2 separate regions of the Homo sapiens genome follow, and region 1 is linked to region 2. A link is a contact called in ENCODE Hi-C data. All regions are on one chromosome and are shown on one strand. The core of a region is the stretch at or near the end of the contact, and the rest is flanking DNA. Distances in the headings are between cores, read along the strand shown. Region 1 holds the start of CD244 (CD244 molecule). Region 2 holds the start of CD84 (CD84 molecule).

What was found. Hi-C counts contacts between places; a loop is a spot of excess contacts on that map. Pooled maps may share reads with other maps.
Region 1: a map of CD14-positive monocyte shows a loop between it and region 2 (5-fold over the local background). The contact joins the promoter of CD244 here to the promoter of CD84 in region 2. A Hi-C loop is called at or near these places in 1 of 168 maps with a recorded cell type or tissue (CD14-positive monocyte) and 1 of 50 pooled maps.

What each region holds. Positions count from the first base shown.
Region 1 is chr1:160,861,400-160,867,982 of GRCh38, reverse strand. CD244 (CD244 molecule) reads left to right here and starts at 5,096. Exons shown (of 9, transcript NM_016382.4): 1 at 5,096-5,366. The coding sequence starts at 5,306. RefSeq lists an enhancer at 5,231-5,280.
Region 2 is chr1:160,578,055-160,584,526 of GRCh38, reverse strand. It overlaps CD84 (CD84 molecule), which reads left to right and starts at 5,031. Exons shown (of 7, transcript NM_003874.4): 1 at 5,031-5,135. The coding sequence starts at 5,090.

The sequences.
Region 1 (6,583 bases), core at 3,847-6,346, 280 kb before region 2:
TGCTGATAAAGACAGACCCAAGACTGGGAAGAAAAAGAAGTTTAATTGGACTTACAGTTCCACATGGCCGGGGAGGCCTCACAATCATGGTGGGAGGTGAAAGGTACTTCTTACATGGTGGCAGCAAGAGAAAATGAGGAAGGAGCAAAGTGGAAACCCTGATAAACCTGTCAGATCTCGTGAGTCTTATTCACTATCACGAGACTAGCACAGGAAAGACCCTCCCCTATGATTCAGTTACCTCCCCCTGGGTCCCTCCCACAGCACGTGGGAATTCTGGGAGATACAATTCAAGTTGAGATTTTGGTGGGGACACAGCCAAACCATATCATAAGTTTATCTGATTACACCACTAAACTTTGATCACATTCATTTCTTTCTAGGTGTCAACGTAGCACAGAAAAATTAAAAGAGAACATTGGCTTGCACAAATGACTTTATCATTATAACCCCAATTTTGATTTTCTGTATTTGTAATTCACAAACTAGATAAAATTCACAAACTAGATGGTAGGGCACTTAGAAGTCATTATGTTTTTTTTTTTTTAATTGCAAAACACTTGGTCTACTAATATGTCAAACATAAAAATCTCAGAATATAATTTCATACTAAATCAGATTCTGATTTATACAATGTAATAAAAGATACAAATGTATAAGACAAATTTATATTTAATTATCTTTAAATAGGAGGCTAAATAGGAGGCTATTCTATGGTGCATTTCCCTTGCAATTTGGGAAAACTTTTTTGTACCTTTTTCACGTAGAAACATTTTGTTCCAACACAGGGAAGCAGAGATTGATTCCATTTCCCACACCACATTGCTAGTGTCAGAGAGATAGCCTGCGGTTCTCTGCATCGTCAGAGCTGTTTCTCACACTGAATCTGGGAATGGCAAATTTCTTGTTATGTTGAATTCTGAGATGAGTTAAGACATGGATTGCACTCTTTAGCCTTTGCTCCTGTGGATGTGGGTTCTCTGCGTTATCTGATGTCCCATAAATTGTTTTGAGAGGCTCTGTCTTCCATCTTCTTTATGAGACTGTTGCATCTCTTACCTTTAACCTGAACCTGAAAGTTATCACAGCCAATAAATAAACAATAACTGGCTACTTCTCTTCCAACAAGTGAAAGCCCACAGAAGATAAATGTACATAGAAGGGAAAGCGATTTTCTAGCCCTTCTGAGAAAAAGAGACAGAAAAAGAGATTGTGCTTATTAAAAGTGTCGTTATGGTTTCATTCAAACAGGAACACAGACAATATTCAGATGGTTAGAAATAAAGGCAATGAGTTCTCATTTAGTGTCTGGTGTTACAGAAGTTATTTATTGAATTCTTGCAAGATTGGTTGACTATACCTATAAGATCAGTTGGGCTCTTTGTGAATGGTTCATCTTTGACAACTTTAACAACTTCTTTCCAGTGGTGCAGTAAAGGATTAACCTTGTTCAAAGAGAGGCCCAACCTTTGCCCTTGGCTCCTGGGAGGTAATCTCTAAGCTTTGAAATGTCCTGCTTGATAAGAGTATCTTCATTACTGGGGACCTTGTTAGCATTGTCAATGCTTATAATGTGATTTATGGTGGGAGCTCTGACCACATAGCATCAACTCAATTTCTGGAGGGGCCAGAGACTATGGTCAGCCACATGGGTGGTCAGCCATGTCTATGTGAGCAAGTCCCAATAAAAATTCTGGACACCAAGACTTGGAAGAGCTTCCCTGCTTAACAATATTCTCTGTGTGTATTGTCACACATAGTTTCTGGGAGAAGTAGGCCCTGTCTGCACAGCTCCACTGGGAGAGGAGAACTGGAAGTGCTGTGACTGACTCCTTTGTTTGGGACTCTCCTGGACCTTGCCTTAGGTACCTCTTCCCTTGGCTCATTTTCATCTGTATTTTTTGCTTTAATAAACTCTAATATTACAGAAGTTATTTGTTGAATTCTTGCAAGATTGGTTGACTATACCTATAAGATCAGTTGGGTTCTTTGTGAAGGCTTGAGTAAAACATTTGTAAAACAGCTTTCAGTGAGTTTTGTGAGTCATTCTAGTTAATTATCAAACCTGAAGATGGTCTTGGGGACCTCAAACTTGCAATTTGTCTCAGAAATGGGTGGTCCTGGGGACTCATGAAATTTGTAGTTGGCATCAGAAGTGGGATTTACTGGAATGACCTTGACTCACCGAAGCTTGATGAAAGCATGGTTTGGGCAGGGGTTTATGAACCTTTGATTCCCAGATGGCCGCTAACCTTTAAATGCCCCTGTCTGAGTCCCCTGTCCCAGACTTATAAAGATCTCGTGAATATGTATGGGAAATGTAGCTAAGGGAGTCTCTGGTTTATATTGATTTTGTAGGTCTTGGGTCCTCGTGCTAAAGTGGCTGAGTTGCACAGAAGGACTCTCTGCACAAAAATTAGGAAGGGCAAGATAAAAACTCCACGAGGGCAGGGTCCATGGTGACTCAGCTAACCAGTCTATCTCAGGGGAAATAGAAATGTCTTCCTTAGAGAATTCATTCATTCCTTCAGCACTTGACAATCTACGAATCAACTCTGAAGAACCAGGCGCTGGGTGAGGCTTGGAAACACTAAGCTAAGGAGAGCATAGACTTTGTGTTGAAGAGCTCAGGGCTGGGGAGGTCAGTGTGTAGAACAAATGGCAGGTTGTTTTTTTTTTTTATTATTGTTGTTTGTTTGTTTGTTTTTGCTCTTGTTGCCCAAGCTGGAATGCAATGGCGTGATTTCGGCTCACTGCAACCTCCTTTTCCTGGGTTCAAATGATTCTCCTGCCTCAGCCTCCTAAGTAGCTGGGATTACAGGCATGCAACACCACACCTGGCTTATTTTTTGCATTTTTAGTAAAAACGGGGTTTCACCATGTTAGCCAGGTTGGTCTCAAACTCCTAACCTCAGGTAATCCACCCACCTAGGCCTCCCAAAGTGCTGGGATTACAGGTGTGAGTCACTGCGCCCAGCACCTTTTTTTTTTTTTTTTTTTTTGTGACAGAGTCTTGCTCTGTCTCCCAGGCTGGAGTGCAGAGGCACAATCTCAGCTCACTGCAACCTCTGCCTCCCAGGTTCAAAGGAGTCTCCTGCCTCAGCCTCCCGAGTAGCTGGGATTACAGGCACACACCACCACACCCGGCTAATTTTTGTATTTTTAGTAGAGATGAGGTTTCACCGTGTTGGCCAGGCTGATATCGAACCCCTGACCTCAAGTGATCCACCTGCCTTGGCCTCCCAAAGTGCTGGGATTATAGGCATGAGCCACTGCGATCAGCCTACAAATAGCAGATATTGTGTGATAGAGTTTGTCAGGGACCACAAGACAGACACACACTCAGTGGTACAGCTGCTCCGAGTTCTGTTTCCAGGGGATGATAGGTCATCCACATGCCTGGTGGGAAGGATGGAGCTGGTGTTGGGGTCAGGATTGGAGAGGCTGATTCCTAATTCACATTCATTAGTGGGTTCCAACAGCTGGATCTTGTTTTCCACCTGTCGTGTGAGGAAGTTTACCCTTCTTTGTTATATCATGTCTTGTGCACCACTTCTCAAGGTTAAGGACATGGCCAGATCAACTCTGAAGAAATTCCCCAGGGTTGAGGGCTGCCCCTTGGGAGCAGACAAAGGAGAGAAGAGATGATAACCATTAGACCCGCTGGAAAAAGCTATTCAGAGCTTAAAAAAATGAAAACAAAACCACAAAAACCTCATCTATGTCCAGTGTTTTTTGTGTGCATATTCTGGAGTATCATTTTTAATTTGATCCTGAAAACTGCCTTGTGAAGGTGGGGAGGATGTATTGTTGACCCTACAGGCTCAGACAGCAACAAGGCCAGAATCACATAGGTTGTAAGTTGCTGAATGGGAGCTGCAAGTCCAAGTCTTTGACTCTAAATCCAGCGCTCTGTCCAGAGCCCCGCTGCTGCCTCTGTTGGCAGCTGAAGCTGTCAGTCTGCTGCCCCCTGCCCAGTTCAGACAGGGTGGCTGGAAATGGACCAAAGGATGGAAAAAGAGAATAAGAGCGGACTTGAAGGGAACTGAAAGTATTTGTTAAGGGGAAAGCAGAAGGAAGAAAGAAAGAGGCATGAACCCTGGGGCCTGGCCTTGAAGCACAGTGTTCCAGGGGAGGGGGGATGCCGCTGTCCCCACCCCTCCATGGGGGCCTAAGCAGATCCAGAGCTGCCTGGCCTTCCTGGAGGGTGGCGTCCAAGCATGGATGGGAAGGCAGCAAAAATAGGCCCATGTCACTTCTGGGAGAAGACAAAAGAGGGAAGAGAGGACTACTATAGAAAAGTAGAAAAAGAGGAAGGGAGGGAATCTAGGCATACAGATCGGAAATGTGGAGCAAAACAAAATTTTTTTTTTTTTTTTTGAGACACAGTGTCGCTCTGTCACCTAGGCTGGAGTGCAGTGGCGTGATCTTGGCTTACCGCAACCTCCACCTCCTTTGCTCAAGTGATTCCCCTGCCTCAGCCTCCCAAGTAGCTTGGATTACAGGTGCACGCCACCCAGCCTGGCTAATTTCTCTATTTTTAGTAGAGGTGGGGATTCACCATATTGGCCAGGCTAGTCTCGATCTCCTGATCTCAAGTGATCTGCCTGCTTCAGTCTCCCAAAGTGTTGGGATTACAGGCGTGAGCCACTGTGCCCCGTGTGAAACAAATTCTTATGAAACAAATTTAATTTACATGTGCTTAAACTTTGGTGTCAACTTGCATGGAATCCCCAGGCTTGCTAGATTTTTCTAGTGCCTCCAGCCCTTAGGTCTCTTCCTATGTTCTCTCAGCTACTCCTCCTTTCCTTCAACACTGTTAGCCGCTTATCCAGGGCCCTACGTTTCAGCCCACTCCTCCTCCAGCCCCTCTCCACTCCACCTCCACAATGTCTGTTGGAATGGAACAGTTGGGGATACTGGCTGTTTGGCCCCCATGGGGGTCTCTCCATATAGGATTCAGAGAATTGGAAGACTTCTTGGGCTGAAGCAGAGAACGGGATGCAATTTTGAAACTGGCTTTGTGAGTCACTGTGAACTTCAAGCACCCTCCCACTTGAGGTAAGCTTCACCAGTTTGGCTTGTGGGAACTGTCAGACCAGCTCCAGGCGCTGGGGCTTTCTCAGTGGCCTTGTCAGCTCACAGCAGGCGTTAACAGCCTCTAATTGAGGAAACTGTGGCTGGACAGGTTGCAAGGCAGTTCTGCTCCCCATCGTCCTCTTGCTGACTGGGGACTGCTGAGCCCGTGCACGGCAGAGAGTCTGGTGGGGTGGAGGGGCTGGCCTGGCCCCTCTGTCCTGTGGAAATGCTGGGGCAAGTGGTCACCCTCATACTCCTCCTGCTCCTCAAGGTGTATCAGGGCAAAGGTAAGGAGGTCCTACCTGGCGTGGGGCGAGGGAGGGACTAGGAGCTGTGCCCCTCAGGGAGATCAGAGCCAGAGCCTCTGCTTGTGCCACATACACAGTCATCTGGAACTTGACTCCGAGCAGCTCCTGACAGCTCTGACAGTCTAAATCAGACAGGACAGGCTGGCAGTGCACTGGGAGGTCTGTGAGAGGGGTATCTGGCCCTGCCACCAGCAATCCAGGAAGTCTTGGGTGAGGAGATTCCTTCCCACTGGCTTCAATTTACCCTTCCGTGTAGTGGAGAGAGAAGCCTCCTTCCAGCCGCCTGTAAAGATGATGAAAATTGCATCCTCCAATTGTGGCATGAGAGAAGAGAAGCAGTCCCAAGGAAGTGGGTGGTTCTCGAGCTCAGAGACAGATGGATGGACCCCTGAGGCAGGAAAGCTGAGCCCAGGGAGGGGAGGGCGAGGCCAGCAGCCAGGAAGAAGCTGGAAGGCATGGTCCCTCATCTCCCCGGCTTCTTCAGCCATCCAGATGCCACAGGAGCCTGGAAATTATTAGGGACATGCAGGGTTGGGGCAGAAGAAGGAGACAATATGAGGAAGCTCCACAGCAAACCTAAAGCTGTCAGCCAGGCATGGAGCCATCTAACATTTACTCCTGGGGATCCCAGCTGAGGGCTGCTCCCCTCTTTCTCCAGTTCTGGGGTCCAGGATGCTCTGAAACCTGGATCCCGCATTTAATTTAATTGAATTAATTTATTTATTTCATTTTTAATTTTTATTTATTTATTTATTTTTTGAGACAGAGTCTCCTTCTGTCACCCAGGCTGGAGTGCAGTGGCGTGATCTTGGCTCACTACAAACTCTGCCTCCCGGGTTCAAGTGATTCTCATGCCTCAGCCTCCCGAGTAGGTGAAATTACAGACGTGCGCCACCATGCTTGGCTAATTTTTGTATTTTTAGTAGAGACCAGGTTTCACCATGTTGGCCAGGCTGGTCTTGAACTCCTGACCTCAGGTGATCTGCCCACCTTGGTCTCCCCCATCCAAAGTGCTGGGATTACAGGTGTGAGCCACCATGCCCAGCCAGGGTTCTGCATTTTAGATCAGTGACTCTGCAGGGGCTTCACGGAGGTGGAGAGCGTGGAATTAGAGGAGGGTACACTCTGGGCACAAAGAGGGGAAACTGAGGCATAGTGTTGTGTGGGTTCAGGGCCAGGTAGAAGCCCCATATGCA
Region 2 (6,472 bases), core at 3,782-6,281:
TAAGAGCTCTTTATGACAAACCCACAGCCAGTATCATACTGAATGGGGGAAAAAACTGGAAGCATTCCCTTTGAAAACCAGCACAAGGCAAGGATGCCCTCTCTTACCACTCCTATTCAACATAGTATTGGAAGTTCTGGCCAGGGCAATCAGGCAAGAGAAAGAAATACAGGGTATTCAGATAGGAAGAGAGGAAGTCAAATTGTCTCTGTTTGCAGATGACATGATTGTATATTTAGGAAACCTCATTGTCTCAGCCCAAAACCTCCTTAAGCTGATAAGCAACTTCAGCAAAGTCTCAGGATACAAAATCAATGTGCGAAAATGACAAGCATTCCTATACACCAATAACAGACAACAGAGAGCCAAATCATGAGTGAACTCTCATTCACAATTGCTACAAAGAGAATAAAATACCTAGGAATACAACTTACAAGGGATATGAAGGACCTCTTCAAAAACCACTGCTCAAGGAAATAAAAGAGGACACAAACAAATGGAAAAACCTTGCATGCTCATGGATAGGAAGAATCAGTATCATGAAAATGGCCTTACTGCCCAAAGTAATTTATAGATTCAATGCTCTCCCCATCCAGCTACCACTGACTTTCTTCACAGAATTGGAAAAAACTATTTTAAACTTCATATGGAACCAAAAAAAAGCCCACATAGTCAAGAAAATCCTGGGCAAGAAGAACAAAGCTGGAGGCATCATGCTACCTGACTTCAAACTATACTACAAGTCTACAGTAACCAAAACAGCATGGCACTGGTATCAAAACAGATATATAGACCAATGGAACAGAACAGAGGCCTCAGAAATAACACCACACATTTACTGCCATCTGATCTTTGACAAACCTGACACACACAAGAAATGGGGAAAGGATTCCCTATTTAATAAATGGTGTTGGGAAAGCTGGCTGGCCATATGCAGAAAACTGAAACTGGACCCCTTCCTTACACATTATACAAAAATCAACTGAAGATTGATCAAAGACTTAAACATAAGACCTAGGACCATAAAAATCCTAGAAGAAAACCTAGACAATACCATTCAGGACATAGGCATGGGAAAAGGCTTCATGTCTAAAACACCAAAAACAATGGCAAAAAAAGTTAAAATTGACAAATGGGATCTAATTAAACTAAAGAGCTTCTGCACAGCGAAAGAAACTATCATCATCATCAGAGTGAACAGGCAACCTACAGAATGGGAGAAGATTTTTGCAATCTGTCCATCTGACAAAGGGCTAATATCCAGAAGCTACAAAGAACTGAAAGAAATTTACAAGAAAAAAGGCAACAACCCCATCAAAAAATGGGCAAAGGATATGAACAGACACTTTTCAAAAGAAGACATTTACGCAGCCAAGAGATGTATGAAAAAATGCTTATCATCACTGGTCATTAGAGAAATGCAAATGAAAACCACAATGAGACCATCTCATGCCAGTTAGAATGGCAATCATTAAAATGTCAGGAAACAACAGATGCTGGAGAGGTTGTGGAAAAATAGGAACACTTTTACACTGTTGGTGGGAGTGTAAATTAGTTCAACCATTGTGGAAGACAGTGTGGCAATTCCTAAAGGATCTAGAACTAGAAATACCATTCGACCCAGCAATCCCATTACTGGGCATATATCCAAAGGATTATAAATCAATCTACGATAAAGACACATGCACACATATTTATTTATTTATTTATTTGCAGCACTATTCACAATAGCAAAGACTTGGACAAATGTCCATCAATGATAGACTGGATTAAGAAAATGTGGCACATATACACCATGGAATACTATGCAGACATAAAAAAGGATGAGTTCATGTCCTTTGCGGGGACATGGATGAAGCTGGAAACCATCATTCTCAGCAAACTATCACAAGATCAGAAAACCAAACAACTCATGTTCTCACTGATAAGTGGGAGTTGAACAATGAGAACACATGGACACAGGGAGGAGAACATCACACACTGGGGCCTGTGGGGGATGGGGGGGGCTAGAGGAAGGATAGCATTAGGAGAAATACCTAATGTAGGTGACGGGTGGATGGGTGCAGCAAACAACCATGGCACGTGTATACCTATGTAACAAAACTGCACGTTCTGCACATGTAATCCAGAACTTAAAGTAGAATAATAAAAAAATTAAGTTACATAAACGTAAAATAAAATACACAGTATTAAAAAAAATCTTGTAATACCATTTCCACATAAGAAATTCATCTCTCCAGTAAATTACATATCACCATAAACAAAAATATACAGGAACTGAGAGAAATCAATAACTCTACTGTTTTGTGCAAATGCAGTTGAGTTTATGATCACAACTGCCCTTATCTATAAGTCTGCTAACCCTTGAGCCTTGAAGGGAAAAGATAAACACCAGCAGCCAGTGTTTTAATTGTACCACAAGAAGGCCTGAACAACAAGAACATTTTTCCTGCATTGGTTTCATCAATACCCTGTCATTGAAGTCAGGAAATACCTTGCCAGTAAGGGACTGCGTTTTAAAGTTATTTTGATATTGGACAGTGCCCCTGGCCACCCAGAGCCCCAGGAGTTCAACAGCAAAGGCACTGAAATGGTATACTTCTCCCCAGACATGTTTCTAATTCAGCCTCTAGAACAGGGGGTCATAAGGACCTTTAAGGCTCATTATATACGTACTCTATGGAAAGAATTGTCAATGCCTAGGAAGACAACCCCAGGAGAGGGCCATCATGAAAGTCTAGAAAGATTACACCATTAAAGATGCTATCATTGTTGCAGAAAAAGTGGTGAAAGCCATTAAGCCTGAGACAATAAACTCTGCTTGAGGAAACTGTGTCCAAATGTTGTGCGTGACTTCACAGGATTTATGACAGAGCTAATCAAGGAAATTATGAAAGATATTGTGGATATGGCAAAAAAAAAAGTTGGGGTAAAAGGTTTCAAGAAATAAATCTTGGCAAAATTCAAGAGCTAATAGACACCACACCAGAGGAATTAATGGAAGATGACTTGATGGAGAAGAATGCATCTAAGCCAGGATCAAACAATGCGGAAGAAAACATAGAAGCAGCAGTGCCAGAAAACAAGCTGACATTAGACAGTCTGACAGAAGGCTTCTGACTATTCGGGACCGCTTTTGACTTCTTTTATGATATGGGCCCATCTATGGTATGATACAGGCACTAAAACTAAAACAAATGGTAGAAGTAAGAAGGGGTACCATATAGAAATATTTTTAGAGAAATGAACAAGCAAAAAAGTCAGACAAAAATTAAATATACTTCTGAAAAGTTACACCGACTGTGCCTGTCTCTTCCACCTTCCCTTCAACCTCCTCTATCTCTTCTTCCCCAGGGACCCCTGAGACAGCAAGACCAACTCCTCCTTATCCTCCTCCTCCTTAGCCTACTTAACATGAAGATGATGAGGATAAAGACCTTTATGATGATCTAATTCCACTTAATGAACAGTAAATATATTTTGTCTTCATCATGATTTTCTTAATACCATTTTATTTTCTCTAGCTTACTTTCCTGCAAGAATATGGTAAACAATGTATATGACACATAGAATATGTGTTAATCAACTGTGTTGTTGGTAAGGCTTCCTGTCAACAGTAGGCTATTAGTAGTTGAGTTTAGGGGTGTCAAAAGTTATGCATGGATTTTCGACTGGTTGAGGGGACAGCACTCCAAACCCCTGCATTGTTCAAGGGTCAACTATATTCAGTATTATGTAAGTATATATGGGAAATGATCAGCAGGATTATTTAATGTGTGACTCTAGAGGCCAGGTTACCTAGGAATGAGCTAGCTAGCATGAGGACTCGTCTCAGTTAAAAAAAAGCTCCTCCAGGTCTCAGGGGTAGTGTCCCCAGCCTTCTCATTACTCCCCAAAACAGCTGAGTCAAACTTAAATATTCATTTCTATCCCCATTCCCAGACAACATCTCCCATACACACATTACACAATCACTCTTATTCTTGTTAACCAAGATGAAGACCCTCTACAAGAAATAGTCCTGTTACATCTAGCTCAACTCCACCTAAGCCTGCCTCTGCACCTGCTGTCTCTCATGCCCAGGAGTCACAGTCTTTGCCAAGTGACACTGCTGGCTTTTAACTCAGTTCCCTAATTCACTGTGTGATATAGGGAAAAGTCACTTCCTCTCCTTCTGAGCCAGTTTCTCCATCTGCAAAATAGATTCAATAGTCTAAAAATCCCTTTTGACTTCATTTTTATCAAACACTTTTTGTGTCCCTAATAAGGTGTGATCATAATCATAATGTTTCATGATGATATCATGGAATTATACATAATTATATGTATGTAGTTATACTATATTATATATTAATATATTATATAATTATATATTATTGTATCATATATAAATATAATTATATATTATTAATATAATACTTAATATTGATTATGTTAAATAATATCACATGTTGATTATACATTATAATACATAATCATGTACTTGTGATCATTTTATATAACTATAATTATGTAATTTTAATTGCTATGTTTTTTTAAGCTCCTACCATATGTCAAAACATTTTTCCTCTTTCATATCCCCCACCGCCATTCGCCTAATAATGGTAATTCATTCTTTGAGCCTGTCTCAGGTTGGTTGTCAGTTTCTTTAGGAAGCCTACTCCAACTTTTCTTAGCCTGAGTTAGATGCCCCTATTCCTCTCATAGTTCCCTGTATTTTTCCTATTGCAATGCTTACTACATTAAATTGGAACTGCTTATAGAGTTGTTGATTACTCCAAAAAAGAGTATAAATGCCATGAAAGGAGGGTGATCAATTGTTTTGTTGCTCTGTATATTGCCAGCACCCAGAAGAGGGCCTGGCACATAGTAGGCACACAATAAATATGTGTTGAATAAATAATTAATGCTAGGCACTTTAAATTGGAAAAAACTAGCACAGTAATACAAAGACCAATGTTAACTAAATCAGTTAACATGCACTTCCTTTCTTAAATGTCGTTATAAAAAGGAGGAAGAAAACTCAAGTGAAACTGACTCTGCTAGAACAGTGCCGTGCTTTTCCACAGAAGGTTAGACCCTGAAAGAGATGGCTCAGCACCACCTATGGATCTTGCTCCTTTGCCTGCAAACCTGTGAGTTCTGACCCTTGCTGATCGCCTCCTAGTTTTCCATAAAGTTTTAAAAATTGCCCTTAAGGAAGACATTGAACTGTCTTTTTGATCTGTGTTTAGCAGAACACCCTGGGTCTCAGTATCTACTGTACTCAACAGGATCCAACTGGCTGGGGAGAGACTTAAAATTCAAACCTAAGTGTTTAGGTTCAGCTTTAAAGTTTATATTACTGAGTTATATTTCTGAGATCTGGAGATCTCAGTTTCCAAAGGTCTGAGGCAAATCCTTCTCAGAGGAATCAGCACTTGGTAAACCCACCCAAAAAGCCTGGCAAAAGAAAGATCTTCTAAAAGCTTGAATGACTTACAAGCAATTTCTTCTTGGCATTCAATTGTGATGGCGTTTGAGAGAGAAAAATGTCTTTCCTAATTATAGTTGATTGTTCTATCAGGTTAGAGTGATGGATGACTCATCGTTATCATTGTTGAGCCTCATCTCTATAAACTCCCTTTATTTTCAAAACACAGAGCTATTACTCTGCTTTTATCCTCAACAAACTCTAAAATAAATGAGGAAGAGATTACTATCCCATTTTTTACAAATAGTCTCAAAAAAGAGTTGGAGAACTTGAATTAAAAACCCTATTTTTCTTACTTATGGCATAACAGTAAACTAAAAGAACGACATGAATATTGATTGTTATTTGTACAAAGAAAATTGTAACATTAACATAGATCTGGGAGTGCTGTGTCATTGTACATGTTATCTCCTTAAATACAAACAATTGCTCTAACAGAAATTTACTATGTTTGGAACTTCTAGATCTACTTCTAGTATCTCTTGCCAGTTCTGAAAATGCACTAGCAGAATTCTGGCATGAGTTAGAACCCTGGGAACCTAGTACGTTTGGATTTTCTGTAAAGGTAGAATCAATGCACTGTGATCTCTCTGGTTTCTTTGGCCATTTCAAGCTATGGCTCCTTTAATTTGAACTTCATGGAGATTGTAACCACTAGTCAGACCAAATTTTTGGAGCCTCTGCTGGTCGCTCTAGAATGGCAGACAGAAAATGCAAGTAGATGAGGAATGGTACTAGGGATGTCCCTAATCTTCCAGAGAGAGACCAGACAAGGTAGCATTTGATACCACTTAATTTGCAAAACATTCTACAATGTTTATGCCTACATTCTTATGTCATCCATATGAAAACCATTGAGATGAGCAAGATAGACGTTATTAATCCCATTATGCAAGAAAAATAATAAATTAAGATTTAGGGGTTTAAAAATTCACCTGAAATTTCACTACCTAAATTGGTAGAGCTGGAAATAGACATTGGTTTTTCTAATTCCAAGGT